Linked DNA regions of Homo sapiens: region 1 is linked to region 2. Evidence: chromatin contacts called from ENCODE Hi-C or POLR2A ChIA-PET data. All regions are on one chromosome and are shown on one strand. Each heading gives the region's core, a stretch centred on a gene start or an enhancer-like site at or near the end of the contact. The rest is flanking DNA. Distances are from core to core; before and after follow the strand shown. Region 1 overlaps ZFAND3 (zinc finger AN1-type containing 3). Region 2 overlaps ZFAND3 (zinc finger AN1-type containing 3).

Region 1 (6,301 bases), core at 2,019-4,518, 230 kb before region 2:
GCTTGGCCACTCTTCCCTTTGGAGCGTCTTCCCTGCCTTTAATTGGCACCTCATTAGAAATTAATGAAAATGACATCCTCTGTTCTTCCTGCTCTAGGCATCGAATGCTACAAAAAGGCCCATCACAATTCATAACACATTCAATTTATATAGCAATGGCTCTTAAGCATTATTTATGAGATGTGAATTTCTTGTCAGCAGTTAATAACCTGTACAGAATGGAAGGCAAATGGAAGAAAAGATTGCGAATATATATTTAAAAAAAGATTTTCTGCAGGGAAGAAGTGTTCTGTTTGAGCTCAAACTACCTTCCTGAGTCTTCACTTTCAGTAGTAAATTACTGTGTTATCCCCCCTCTAAAACCTTTCAGGGCAGTTAAACATCTCTCCAACATCCATGCATCCTCAAGGAAATAACAGTACAACTCACCCTTTCCTAGAGAGATCCAAGCAGGCAGGAGGAACACAAGAGCTCTTTGTCAAAAACAGTCCCAGACTTTTTTATGGCATGTTCCCATTGTTGTCCTTCATCTTTTGAAGGGTGACAGTCGACTCAGTCATTTTTCTGGGCACATAAGTGTAATGCTCTCAGTGGGTCAAACTGAATGCCCAGCTGACTCTAGGAAAGTTACATCCTGTTGAGACTGCAGAAAGCTCAGGGCTTTCTTCTCCAACAGAAAAAGTCAAATCTCCCTAAAAGCAGACTTTCGGAATTGGGCACAAGCCAAGAGACTACATGTTAGAACATTTAAAAAGGATGCATACTGAAGCAAACCCAATATGCATTTAGCAATCCAGCCTCCTGCCCACAAAGGTTAAGAGCATGGCAGAGTAATCTATATTTACCAGAGATTAGACAAGTTGGCTTTACTTGAGTGAATGTGAAGTCATCTAACATATATTACTGTTTTTTTTTTTTTCTTTTTTTTCAGGTGGATGCTAAGACCTTAGGAAATTAGGTAGTCTGCGTCAAAGCTGAAGGGTAAACTAGGAGACCTGGTTACATCTTTAGATCTCAGTGCTAAATTGTGAAATCTCCTGTTTGCCTGACAAGAAGAAGAAGCATTAGCCACTGCCGGGGACAAGACAGCATACTTGATAGACCAATTGCTTGATCCGCTATGGCAAATCCTGTGTAATACCCAGGATTCAGTTACTTTCAAGGAAGAAACAAGAACAGAAGGTTCAGGAAAGTCCCACAATTCTAACTGAGGAACAACCAAAAGCCTACGTTACAAAAGCAACAGCTAAAATGACCAGGTAGGCTCACAACACTGGTAACAGACTGAACTGCTCAAATTCCCTGAGAGTTCACATGAAGACCAAAGCAAGAATTTGCAGATCACAAAAGATGAGACAGCCTCTGCAGAGTGGAGCGAAGCTGGTTAGCCAGCAGAGCCCAGAGTTTCCTCAGCCATCCACAGTGTCCCTGCCCTACATCACCAAGAATTTAAAATTGCCTGGCAGGGTTGATCGAAATAGCCTAAGAATAAGGTTTTGAACTTACCTGGGCCATACTGCGTGCATGAACACACGGACATCTGAAAACTGCTGTCAGCCTCTATTCCCACCACCTATCCTAACCCTCTTTACGGTTTCCCAAAAATGCTTAGCACTATAACCAAAATGCCCTAAAAACCTTATCTGGTAACATTTAGACTCCCCATGCTGGTTCCGGTTTCTGCAGTTGAATATGCACTTCTAATCTCGTGGAGTACCGCATACACCAGAATGTGTAACAAACAGGTATCTGGTCAAAACAGGAATAGGAGTTCCAACGTAGTTTCTATGAAAAGCTAATAACCTCTCTCTTCCTTCCCATTTCCAATAGGGCAGATAATTGAGGAACCGTAGCAGCAAAGGCTGCCGCTTCAGAAGATAGTAAACTTCCAGTGACCATTACTTTATAACTGCTGAGTGAACTATTTAGTCCTGACTGTCAGCAATAGTACTTGTAGGATATCTTCGGCTGTCCCAGAAGTGAAAGGGGGCTTCTAAAGCTGACTTCTCAGAAAGAAAGAAATAGGATTCTCAGAGGCTACAGACAGGTCTCAAAGTCAACCTGATGACAGCTGAACTGGTCCTCAAACAATTTTATAATATTAGGTTTTAAAACCAGGAAATAAAAACAAGTACAGGAAACTGTAAATCAGCCTAAAATAATGCTGCTACACAATTTCGTTCCTATGTGTCATGATACATGTGGTCAAGAAGAGAGAAAGGGTTGACTTAAGTTTCATTCCACTGTGGGTAGGCATCCCTGTGCAGCAATTCTAAAAGGTATTACACTACAGAATACAGAAGGAAAGGTGACTGTAAAGCTATTTCAGACTGGGTATATGGTGGCTCATGCCTGTAATCCCAGCACTTTGTGAGGCAGAGGCAGGAGGATGGATTCAGCCCAGGAAAAAAAAAAAAAAAAAAAAAAGGCTATTTCAAGGTATTAACTGACTAGATGAACTAAGGTTCAAAGGTAATTTTCTAATCAAAGCTTAATTTAACAGGGATATGGAGAAAAAAAAATCTTCCATTTATCATAAATAGTAAGAAGCTCATTCAAAATTAACTTAATATCTGAATTTTATGGTACATACTCCAGAATTTTGCTTGTTTGGTAAACTTCTGAAGTCGTGAGAAGAAACCAGAGTAGTAAGTGGTGGGGGGAAGTTGAAAGCACTAAGCAGTGAGATGTAGCTCTAAGGAGATATGCATTAAGAACATGGGGATGTTTTTGTCTTTTTTGCATGTGTGAGAATAAAGGGTGTTTAGAGGCAAACATACTATGCTCCTGATTTCTCAAGCCCCAAACCTATATCGCATGCACTACTGTAGCAAACTTACAGTACTCAGAAGAAGAACGAAAGACTTCAGCCACTTAAATTTCCAAAGCTGGGCCAAGGTGTTAAGGATATAGTCTCCATCACGCCACTGGGGGAGATGCTTACCGCAGCGACACGATCCCAATTCCTGCTGCACCAGCTCCAGTTTGGTTTGGCACTGGAAGCACCGACGTCGACTCTTCTGTTTAGATCGACTGGTTTCCTCGGACCGTTCCGTATTCTCAAGTAGTCGTGGCCGTTTTACTGGTGAAGCCTCATTCTCAGACTGTGAATCTGACCAAAACAACATATTTGGGGATCAGGATTAGTGCCTGGCCTGGCAAGCACAGTTGATTAATGTATTTCCAGGCATTCTCCTGACCAGGCTACTGCCCTTGTCCAGGAATCAGACAGGTGAGAGCCAGTTCTGACTTGCTTGGTTTATACTGCACAAACTATGACAAACGTGTACCTTTAGTGCTGACTTCTAACAAGCTAGGCCTGAGCTGGAGAGGAGGGTGTGGGTGGCTCAACAAAAACCAGTTCTATGTTGTTGTTTTTAAAAAGAGCTGAGATTCTATGAGGAGACCATTCCAGCTAGAAATGGGGTCCTGTCTTTGTATTCCCTTGCTGGGACCTAGATGCTTACTGCCTGTATTGGTTAGATATCTTTTCTTGGGCATTTGCTTGTCCTCAAGTAGACCGTAATTCTTTAGAGATGGGACTATGTCTAATGTATCTCTGTATCACTATGCTTTCACAATTCCATTCCCAAAGCCAGCGTTTGATGAGTGATCTGTAATCTTTTATAGTAAAATTACTCACGTTTCTACTCTTAAAGACACAGAAGTCAGGTTCTAATACTGACAATTAGTTCAATTTGATTCAGAATGAAGGGGCACCTCTGCTGGTACACATGCAAGCTGCCCTATGAACTCCACCATGGGGTGGTGCAGCAGCAGCAGCACCAGGCACCCCACCTTGAGGTGGAGCCAAAATGGTAGGTGGAGGGGGGTGTACTCTGTGAAAACTGTGTCTTGCACAACTTCAAAAAAGTAATTAAGACGCAACAAAGCTCTTATCACAGGCAAGGCTGTAAACGACTCTTGCCTTCAATAAACTGGGCAGCTCTTTGGGGCTCTGTATTCCTGAAACAGCTGCTTGCATACCCACGATGTACCTCTTACCAAGTTCCAAATTGTTTGTGCTAAATTACTTCCAGAAGGGAGTCTCCTAAACAGTCTTCCTCAAAATAATCCAGATGCCACACCTCTTACCCCTCTGTCACCCCCACCTTGGTCTAAGCCATTACCAACTCATCAAGCCTACTACAAGAGCCTCTTCACTGGTCTCTCTGCTCATCCCCTTGTTTCTACAGTCTATTCTCCACATAGCAGACAAGTGACTCTGTTAAAAATCAAGTTAGATCATGTTACTTCCCTGCTCAAAACCCTCTAATAGCTCCCCTTGTCAGAGTGAAAGTCCAGATACTTAGACTCTCAAATACCCTGCATGACTTGCCCCACGCTCAGCTCCTGCTGCTTTCCTTCCTTTGCTTATCTCTACACTAGCCTCCTTATTGTCTCCTACCTGTGGTACTTTGTACCTTCTATTCCCTCTGTCTGAAACACTCTTCACCCAGATCTACATGGGATCTTATCTCTTTTATCACCCAGGCCCCTGATGGTGATGATGGTAGTTTGCTCACAGTCCCCCAGCCCTGCTGCACTGTACTGGCATATGGAGGCCCTGCATCATTCCCTTTGATATCTTTGCTCCAACGTCACATTTTCTTTTAAATTTTATTTTGCAAAGTCACATTTTCATTGAAGGCTTCTTCCCTGATCATCACTTCTAGATCACTGAATCCCTATTCTTAGCACTTCCCCTCGTCTGTTTCCCTTTTATTCCTCCACAGCACTTATCTTTAACATTATGCCCTAAAAGAAAGCAAACTCCAAGAGGGCAGGAAATTTCACCTGCTTTGTTTACTGATGTTCCCTCCATGCCTATGGCTCAATAAATATTTTTTGAATGAATGAATTTGTCTCCTAGGCAGTCCTAATGTTCTACTTAAAGTGGCTCTAGTGAGAAGCCACAGCCTATAGGATGTATTTTAGTGAAGGCTGTCTGTATGCCCTTTCCTAGCCTCCCTGTGTGTGAGGAAGATGCTGCACTTCACCCAAGATTGTCCAGTGGACCCCGATGGTGATGCTGGTAGTTTGCTCATAGTCCCCCAGCCCTGCTGTGCTGTACTGGCATATGGAGGCCCTGCACCATTCTTAGCAACTACAGACTTCATTTTTCATCTCATTTAATTCTTCCAGTCCTACATGACATTTTGCCCCAATACAAACCAACTAAATAAGGACTCTGATGAAAACAATTGAAGGCAAGTTCAGCCTATTTCCCAGCTCTGCTGAGCAAAGCTGTCCAGGCCCAGTCAGTGTGGTGAGTAAGGTGGCTACAGATAGGGCAGGCGCTCTCCCTTCTTCTACAAGAGCAACAAGCAACAATTTAAATATAAATCATTACAAAGCAGTCAGCTGAAAGAAATTCACCTTGTATGAGCCACACTGCTCTCTGCGGGCGGGGTCCTTTTACACAAACCAGCAATGGCTCTATTTGTATCAATAACCCTATTTAGAATTTTTTTTTTGTAACAAGAAAATTCTAGGGTAAAAACTGTAACAAAAAATGTTTTTTTCTGAGACAAAGTCCTAAATTCAAAGCATCCTTATAGGAAATTACTCCCACTGGGAGGCAGGTGTCAGCACAAGATGGGGAGGCAGCTGAGGCCTTTTCATTATTACTATGATTAAAATCTGGAGGGCCTTGGCACAATGCCAGCACACCTCTACTCTAACACAGAACTGCTCAGACCCTGAGCCCCTTTCTTTCACACCTCTGTGTCTGAAAATGCAGAGTTCACATTTAGAGCTCTTTCTACATGAATCTATCCCAAACCGTCAAACATGCTGTTCATCTGCAAAGCACCCATTTCTAAAACAAACCTTTCCTGCAAGGAGAAGACAATTTAATTTCACTGTGTCAATGAAGCCGGGGGAAAAAATAAAGACAAAAAGAATTTCAGTGTGGCAATATTATCCATAAGGTAACTATGTCCAAATAAGTAAGGGAGTTAGATATGTGAAGAAAAATTTTTTAAATGTATGAGTCCTATGGCTGAGAAATAGAATTCATATTTACATAATCACAATCATTAGTCATCACCAAACAACCCACTTTGATGGGACCCCCCAACCCCTGCCCTGCAAAGTTAGGAGGCCTGTGCAGTCTTGACCTCTTTTTCTCTTAATTCCCCATCTTACCTGACCAATGGGCATTCAATAGCAACACTAAGGAATGTCTACATGATCCCATGCTGAGATTTTCCTTGATCTATTCCACATTAATATAAAGACCACTGAGTTATTTGTTCTGGTAGGCAGTAGGCATGGAATATTCTTGAACAATGAATCC
Region 2 (6,801 bases), core at 3,596-6,095:
GTTTCACCATGTTGCCCAGGCTGCTCTTGAACTCCTGGACTCAAGGGATCCACTCACCTCGGCCTCCCAAAGTGCTGGGATTACAGGTGTCAGCCACGGCACCCAGCCTAAGACAAATGTGTAAAGCAAAATTAGTAACAGTGTAGTACGGGTTTTATAACATATGGAGAAGTGAAAGTGCATGACAACAATAACACAAAGTTGAAGAGATAGAAACAAAGGTCCTGGGCCGGGCGCGGTGGCTCACCCCTGTAATCCCAGCACTTTGGGAAGCCAAGGCAGGTGGATCACCTGAGTTCAGGAGTTCGAGACCAGCCTGGCCAACATGGTAAAACCACGTCTCTACTAAAAATACAAAAATCAGCTGGGCATTGTGGCATGCGCCTGTAATCCCAGCTACTCAGGAGGCTGAGGCAGGAGAATCGCTAGCACCTGGGAGGCAGAGGTTGCAGTGAGCCGAGATTGTGCCACTGCACTCCAGCCTGGGCAACAGAGCAAGACTCCACCTTCAAAAAAACAAACAAACAAACAAAAACAGAAGATCCTGAAATTGTATAGTATCACTTGAAGGCAGACTGTCATACGTTAAAGATAAAAGTAACCACTAAAATAACACAGTTAAAAAGTAATAGCTAGAAGCCTTTTATCAGATTGAGGAAGTTCCACTCGATTCATAGTTTGTTGAATGTTTTTATCAAAAGTGTTGTTTCATAAAATGCTTTTTCTGCCTCTATTGAGATGATGATATAATTTGTTTTTCATTCTGTTGATGTATTACATTAATTGATTTTCAGATGTTAAACCAACCTTATACTCCTGAGATTATCTCACTTAGTCATGGGATACAATTCTTTTTATGCATCTCTGATTTGGTTTACTAGCATTTTGTTAAGGATTTTGGCATACATATTCATAAGAGATATTGGAATGTGATTATGATACTTTACTTTTGGTCTTGGTATTTGGGTATTAATGGCCTCATGAGTTGGGAAGTGCTTCCTCCTAAACGTGTGTGTGTGCATGCGTGTGTGTGTGTGTAGAACTGGTATTAATTCTTTAAATGTTTGGTAGAATCCCTCAGAATTCCATCTAGAGCTAAGTTTTTCTTAAGAGGTAGCTTTTTAATTACTGAATCAATCTCTGCACTTGTTACAGGCCTATTCTAATTTTCTTCTACTTTCTGAGTCTGTTTCAGAAGTTCAGAGTCTAAGAACTGATGCATTTCCTCTAAGTTATATAATCTGCTGGTGTACAATTTGTTCACAGTATTCTTTTATAATCCTTTGTATTTCTGTAAGGTCAACAGTAGTGTCTCCTCTTTCATTTTTAATTCTGCTAATTGAGTCTCGCTTTGTATCTTGTTCAATCTATATAAATGTTTGTCAATTTTGTTGCTCTTTCCTAAGAACCAGCTTTTGATTTCATTGATTTACTGTTATTTTTCTATTCTCTATTAATTTCTGCTCTAATCTTTATTTTTGTTCTTCTTTCTGTTTGCTTCAGATTTCACTTGCTCTTCTTTTTCTAGTGAAGGTAGAAGGACAGGGTATTGATTTGAGATCTTTCTTCCCTCTTAACATAGGCATTGACAGCTGTAAATTTCTCTGTAAGCACTACTTAAGCTCCATCCAATACATTTTTTAAAAAATGTTTAAGAGCATCTCACTATGTTGCTTCCCCAGGCTGGCCTCAAATTCCTGGGCTCAAGGGATCCTTCCACCTCAGTTTCCCAAGTAGCTGGGACTACAGGCACGTGCTACCACACCCTGCTCATCCTATACATTTTCACATGCTATGTCTTCATTTGAATTCATCTGAAAGTATTTTCTGATTTCTTTGACCAGCTAATTGTTTAAGAGTATGCTGTAATTTCCACGTATTAGAGTTTCCAAATTTCTTTCTGCTATTGATTTCTAATTTCATCCCATATGGTCAGAGAAAATGATTTGTATTATTTCCATCCTTTTAAATTTATTGAGGTTTATGTTATGGCCTACTACGTTGTCTATACTGGAGACTGTCCCATGTGCCCTTAAGAATAATGTATACTTTGGCCGGGCACTATGGCTCACGCCTGTAATCTCAGCACTTTGGGAGGGCGAGGCGAGTGGATTGCCTGAGTTCAGGGGTTCGAGACTAACCTGGGCAACACAGTGAAACCCCATCTCTACTAAAATACAAAAAATTAGCAGGGTATGGCAGCATGCACCTGTAATCCCAACTACTCGGGAGGCTGAGATAGGAGAATCGCTTGAATCTGGGAGGCCAGAGGTTGCAGTGAGCCGAGATCCACCACTGCACTCCAGCCTAAGCGACAGAGCGAGACTCAGTCTCAACAACAACAAAAAAGAATAATGTATACTTTGTTGTTAAGTGAAATGTGCTATAAATGTATTAGCTCTAGCTGCTTAAACAGTGTTATGCAAGTCTTCTATTTCCTTGTTTATCTTCTGTCTAGTTGTTCTATGATTTATTTATTTATTTATTATTTATTTATTTAGCCCAGGCTGGAGTGCAGCAGTGGTGTGATCTCGGCTCACTGCAACCTCCATCTCCCAGGTTCAAGTGATTCTCCTGCCTCAGCCTCCCAAGTAGCTAGGATTACAGGCATGGCATGCACTGCCACACCCGGCTAATTTTTGTATTTTAAAGGCGGGGGGGGGGACTGAAATCTCCAACTATTTGTCAAATTATCCATTTCTGTCAGTTTTGCTTCATGTATTTTGGTGCTCTACGTTGAAACAACCAAAATGCCCATCAACTAATGAATGACTAAACAAAAAATGGTAACAACCATATAATGGAATTATGCTCAGTCATCAAAGGGAGAGCAGCACTGATATGATGCAGGCTACAACACAGATGAACTTAGAAAACATTATACTAAGTTAAAGAAGCCAGTCACAAAAGACCACGTATTGTATGATTCCATTTATATGAAATGTCCCAAAGAAGGAAATTTTAGACAGCAAGTGGATATGAGGACTCCGGGTTTGGGGGATAGAGAAGTGATAGCTAAAACATACAGGGTTGTTGTGTGTGTGTGGTGATGAAAACATTTAGTTACTATAACGCTTTGACTATTTTGAGAGTTTCGATAAAGTTGTTTCTGACAGTTTCTGCTCATCTTCCGATGTTTCTGTAAAGAGATTAGTGTGTTTGGAGCTGCCTGCTCTGCCATTTGGCTAGAGTCACTTTTAACATACTGAAAACTAGGATGAATTGTCAAGATAGTTTAAATTGTTTCAAAATAAAAATTGAATTTAGAATAACTACTGCTGTTCTATATGTTGATATTCAAATCTCAGATTATCAAGAACTCTACAATACCAGAACTGTGTGCTTATCTTGAAATAAACTGATAAAGCAATCTGGTTTTGTGAATTAGCAACAATTATAACTAATGTGATAGTGTTAGTCTGGCCATACTTCCGACACTTTGAGTACCTTTTAATATGTTTACTCCATAAAACTTACTATTAATAATAATATCCACTATATATTTGTGAAATTGTTTAGAGTATTAACTCTATCTACACAACCCAATGAGGTAGAACAATACAGATCACATGTTACAGAAAAGGCAACCACATCTCAAAGAAATAAAGGGCTTCTTCGCAGCCATTCAGATAGTAACAGTGTCAGAACAAGAGAGCTGAGGGCTTCTGGCTCTCAGGTTCATGGTCTTTCCATTCAACCTGCAATCTCTCTATTGAGACCCAAATGTCCAAATATCAGCAATCGGGGATCACTCATGTAAGCATCTCAAATTTGATAATAGTCAACCTATAGGGACTCAAACTGAAGTGCTATTTACTTAAAAACACAAAATTAAAAAATGTTAACTGGGAAAGGATTTATAAACATACATGTATAAACTTATTCAAAATTGTTAATTTCAGAATATTCCAGCAAAGCAATGCTTGTATGTGTTGTCAGCTAGGATATGAACAGAGAAGGAACCATAGGACTCATGCTATTATTAGCAGCTACATGTCCTTTTTTAAAATACCTGTTTTTTCTTATTATCTAAAAGTAAGAATTGAGTGCTAAATGCAAGCAGTAACAAAATACAAAGCCTAGTTGCTCAAATGAAATGTCATGAGAAGTACCCTGAAGATGGATGGAACACGTCTTAACATGTCAAATTATTTTACTTTTCTAACATACTGCAAAAATAATCAGAAATAAATCGCTGCTTAAAATATGTATTATGTAGCTTCTAAAAATGAAACACATTTGAAAGTCCTAATAATATACATTACACAATAAAGATTCTATCAATAACAATAATAATGTTCTATTGTTTCAAACTACCTGGCCAGTTATTAAACTATGGTTCAAATCAGATATTCCAGCTAGCAGCCAAGTACAGCAATGCCCCATGGCACATTCCAGGACTCACCAAGAGGAGTCATAGTTCAGTATCAAGCACACTGGGTCTCACAGGCTAATGCATTTACCATTTTCTTATCAACTTTGTATGCCTTTCTTAACTATAACACAAAGAAACAAGTTATTAAATTCAATGTCTAAGACACTCTGACCTCTCTTGTCAGTGTGGCAGTTAATACTTGGTAACATACCTAGCTATTACTCCATCCTTCTCACTAATAAAATCCCCATTTACTTCTGGTGGCCCTAGACACAGTGCCAGGGGAGAAATCAAAATTGGTCTAAGCCAGTATAGCAATCCATTATTCCTTTTGGCACACAATTGATGATGTGGCTATGTGACCCAGATCTGGCAAATAACATGTAAAGGGAAGTTTTCTGGGAGTCGGAAGTTGGCAAAGTGGCAGATGAATCACTGGGGAAAGTTTTATTCCCCATTAATATAGAAAATAGAGACGAAGGAAAGCTTCCTTTTTTTCCTCCGTCTTCCTCTAGCTTTGGATGTCCTCATTTGAGGAGGGCATGCTCAGAGGTGCTGTAGTCATTTTTTAACTACGTAATGGAGAAAGACAAGCAAATTGCAGAGCTGCTGAACCCAACCTGGAACCACCAAATCCAGACTTCTTGTTAAGTGAAATAATAATTGTGTAGTTTATGCTTGTGTTACTCAAAAGATGGTCCATGTGCTACTGCTAGTCTGCAAAAAAGGTTTGCTTCCAATCCACAGTGGGATAAATACAGGAACAGAGAGCAAACATTTAGAAACTTCATAGTAATTTTATACTGCTGCAGCATTTTTATTGTATTTACAAAATATAAGTTTGCACTTAATTGAATTTTGTTTAAAAAGGTCAATTACCATATAGTAGAAATAGCATTTTTTAGGCCACTTTCAGTTGGGTATTAAGTCTCTTGCAGCCAAAAAGTCCAAGGTCTCAGCAACATCAAAGAGAAAGAGATCTATACAAGTCTTCTTATATCCTCACCCATTTTAAGGGTAACCTTTCCGCAAATAGTAAAACATATCCAGGGAAATTAAACAAAAATATAAACTAATGTGATCTGGAAAATGGGATTTCGGTCTCCTGTCTAATCATATTTCCAAGGATTCCAGAGCACCGTGGAAAAAAAGAAAAGGGATATACAAGCCAATGCATATATAATTTCACATAATTTGGATTGCACATACAATCCAAATTAAGTGAAAAAATTAAGCTCTAAAAGAATAAAGCATAAATGATTGAACCATTATGTATTCCTATTGATAATGCCATAATTATGCAACTACATTTCAGATGTTAATTCTCTTTAGAAAATTATCTGACTTCATTAAACTACTTCAGAGCTAAGTCAAGCTGATCTATTACAGTATCAGAGACTGAGCTATGTGACATTCAAACTTGCAAGTCTGGTTTTAATGACATTCAAACGATGCACAATGAGAAACTTTTTACTCATACATTAAAATTTATTTTTCTAATCAAACCTGCAAAAATTTTAACCATACTCTAATATATGGAAGCTGAAACATACACATAAAAAAATTTATAGCTGTAGACGTAGGTACTTACCAGAAAGATGTAACACAATTAAGAAAAAAAATCCTTAACTTCCAGTTCCACCTTACAGTTTTGTTTTGTTTTTTCTACTTAGTAAATTAGGAAAATGCTCAGGAAGAAGAGTCTATGAATGCCTTCTTAGTATAGTCAAGAATGACGGATAGATGAGAACATACAAGTCAAAAATCTCAACACAATGAAAAGCCCAACTGCACTTGAGATAGCATGACTTTGTAAATGTGTTTGCCAAGGCCACTTGTTTTCCAAAAGGCTATACATTAATATCTCAAAGAATAAACCATATTCCTCCTTCTACAATCAATGGCTAAGAGAACTTGGCCAGAAATTACATATATGGTAGTTAACAAACATCTTCACAGCTTAATTAGATTAACTCTTGTTGGCTAAATGCCTAACACTACATAAAATAATCATTTAACAGAGAAGATGCATACATGGTATATTTACGACAGTTGCATCTAGCACCAAACCAAAGTTCCCCAATCTAAATAGAAGCAAAACTTAAATACAATTTCATACTTTTATCAGCCTTAGCCTAGATAAGATTCTTCCCATCAGGGAATACAATTTAGGGTGGATTTTTTTCTTTTTATCACAAGTTAATTTCCAACATAGTAAGTTCTGATTTGATTATGACTTTCCTCATAATATACATTAAGGTTACCTAACTTGTTTAAAATATATTTCTTTTAATAATTTTGATATAAAACAAATGCTTTAGTTGGTACAAAGTACTCATGATTTTGATTTTTAAAAAGAAAGTCAAGATTATTACATATTTAATACAAATTCTTACATATGCCAAGAACAATAAATGCATTTCTTT

What was found. A loop is a pair of places that touch in the nucleus more often than their neighbours do. ChIA-PET counts read pairs that join two places held with the same protein, here RNA polymerase II (POLR2A).
Region 1: a map with no recorded cell type shows a loop between it and region 2 (2.0-fold over the local background). The contact joins two enhancer-like sites. A Hi-C loop is called at or near these places in 1 of 37 single-sample maps with no recorded cell type. POLR2A ChIA-PET finds 5 or more read pairs at or near these places in 1 of 52 experiments (OCI-LY7).

Annotation. Positions count from the first base shown.
Region 1 is chr6:38,113,383-38,119,683 of GRCh38, reverse strand. It overlaps ZFAND3 (zinc finger AN1-type containing 3), which reads right to left. Exons shown (of 6, transcript NM_021943.3): 5 at 2,945-3,112. Among named protein-coding and RNA genes, the nearest start is that of ZFAND3, 300 kb to the right of the region's middle. RefSeq lists an enhancer at 1-258. Within about 2 kb of position 3,268, at least 2 of the 41 ENCODE cell types and tissues checked have a DNase peak (open chromatin) inside an H3K27ac peak, as active enhancers do.
Region 2 is chr6:37,887,280-37,894,080 of GRCh38, reverse strand. All of the region lies in intron 1 of ZFAND3 (zinc finger AN1-type containing 3), which reads right to left. Among named protein-coding and RNA genes, the nearest start is that of ZFAND3, 71 kb to the right of the region's middle. Within about 2 kb of position 4,845, at least 3 of the 41 ENCODE cell types and tissues checked have a DNase peak (open chromatin) inside an H3K27ac peak, as active enhancers do.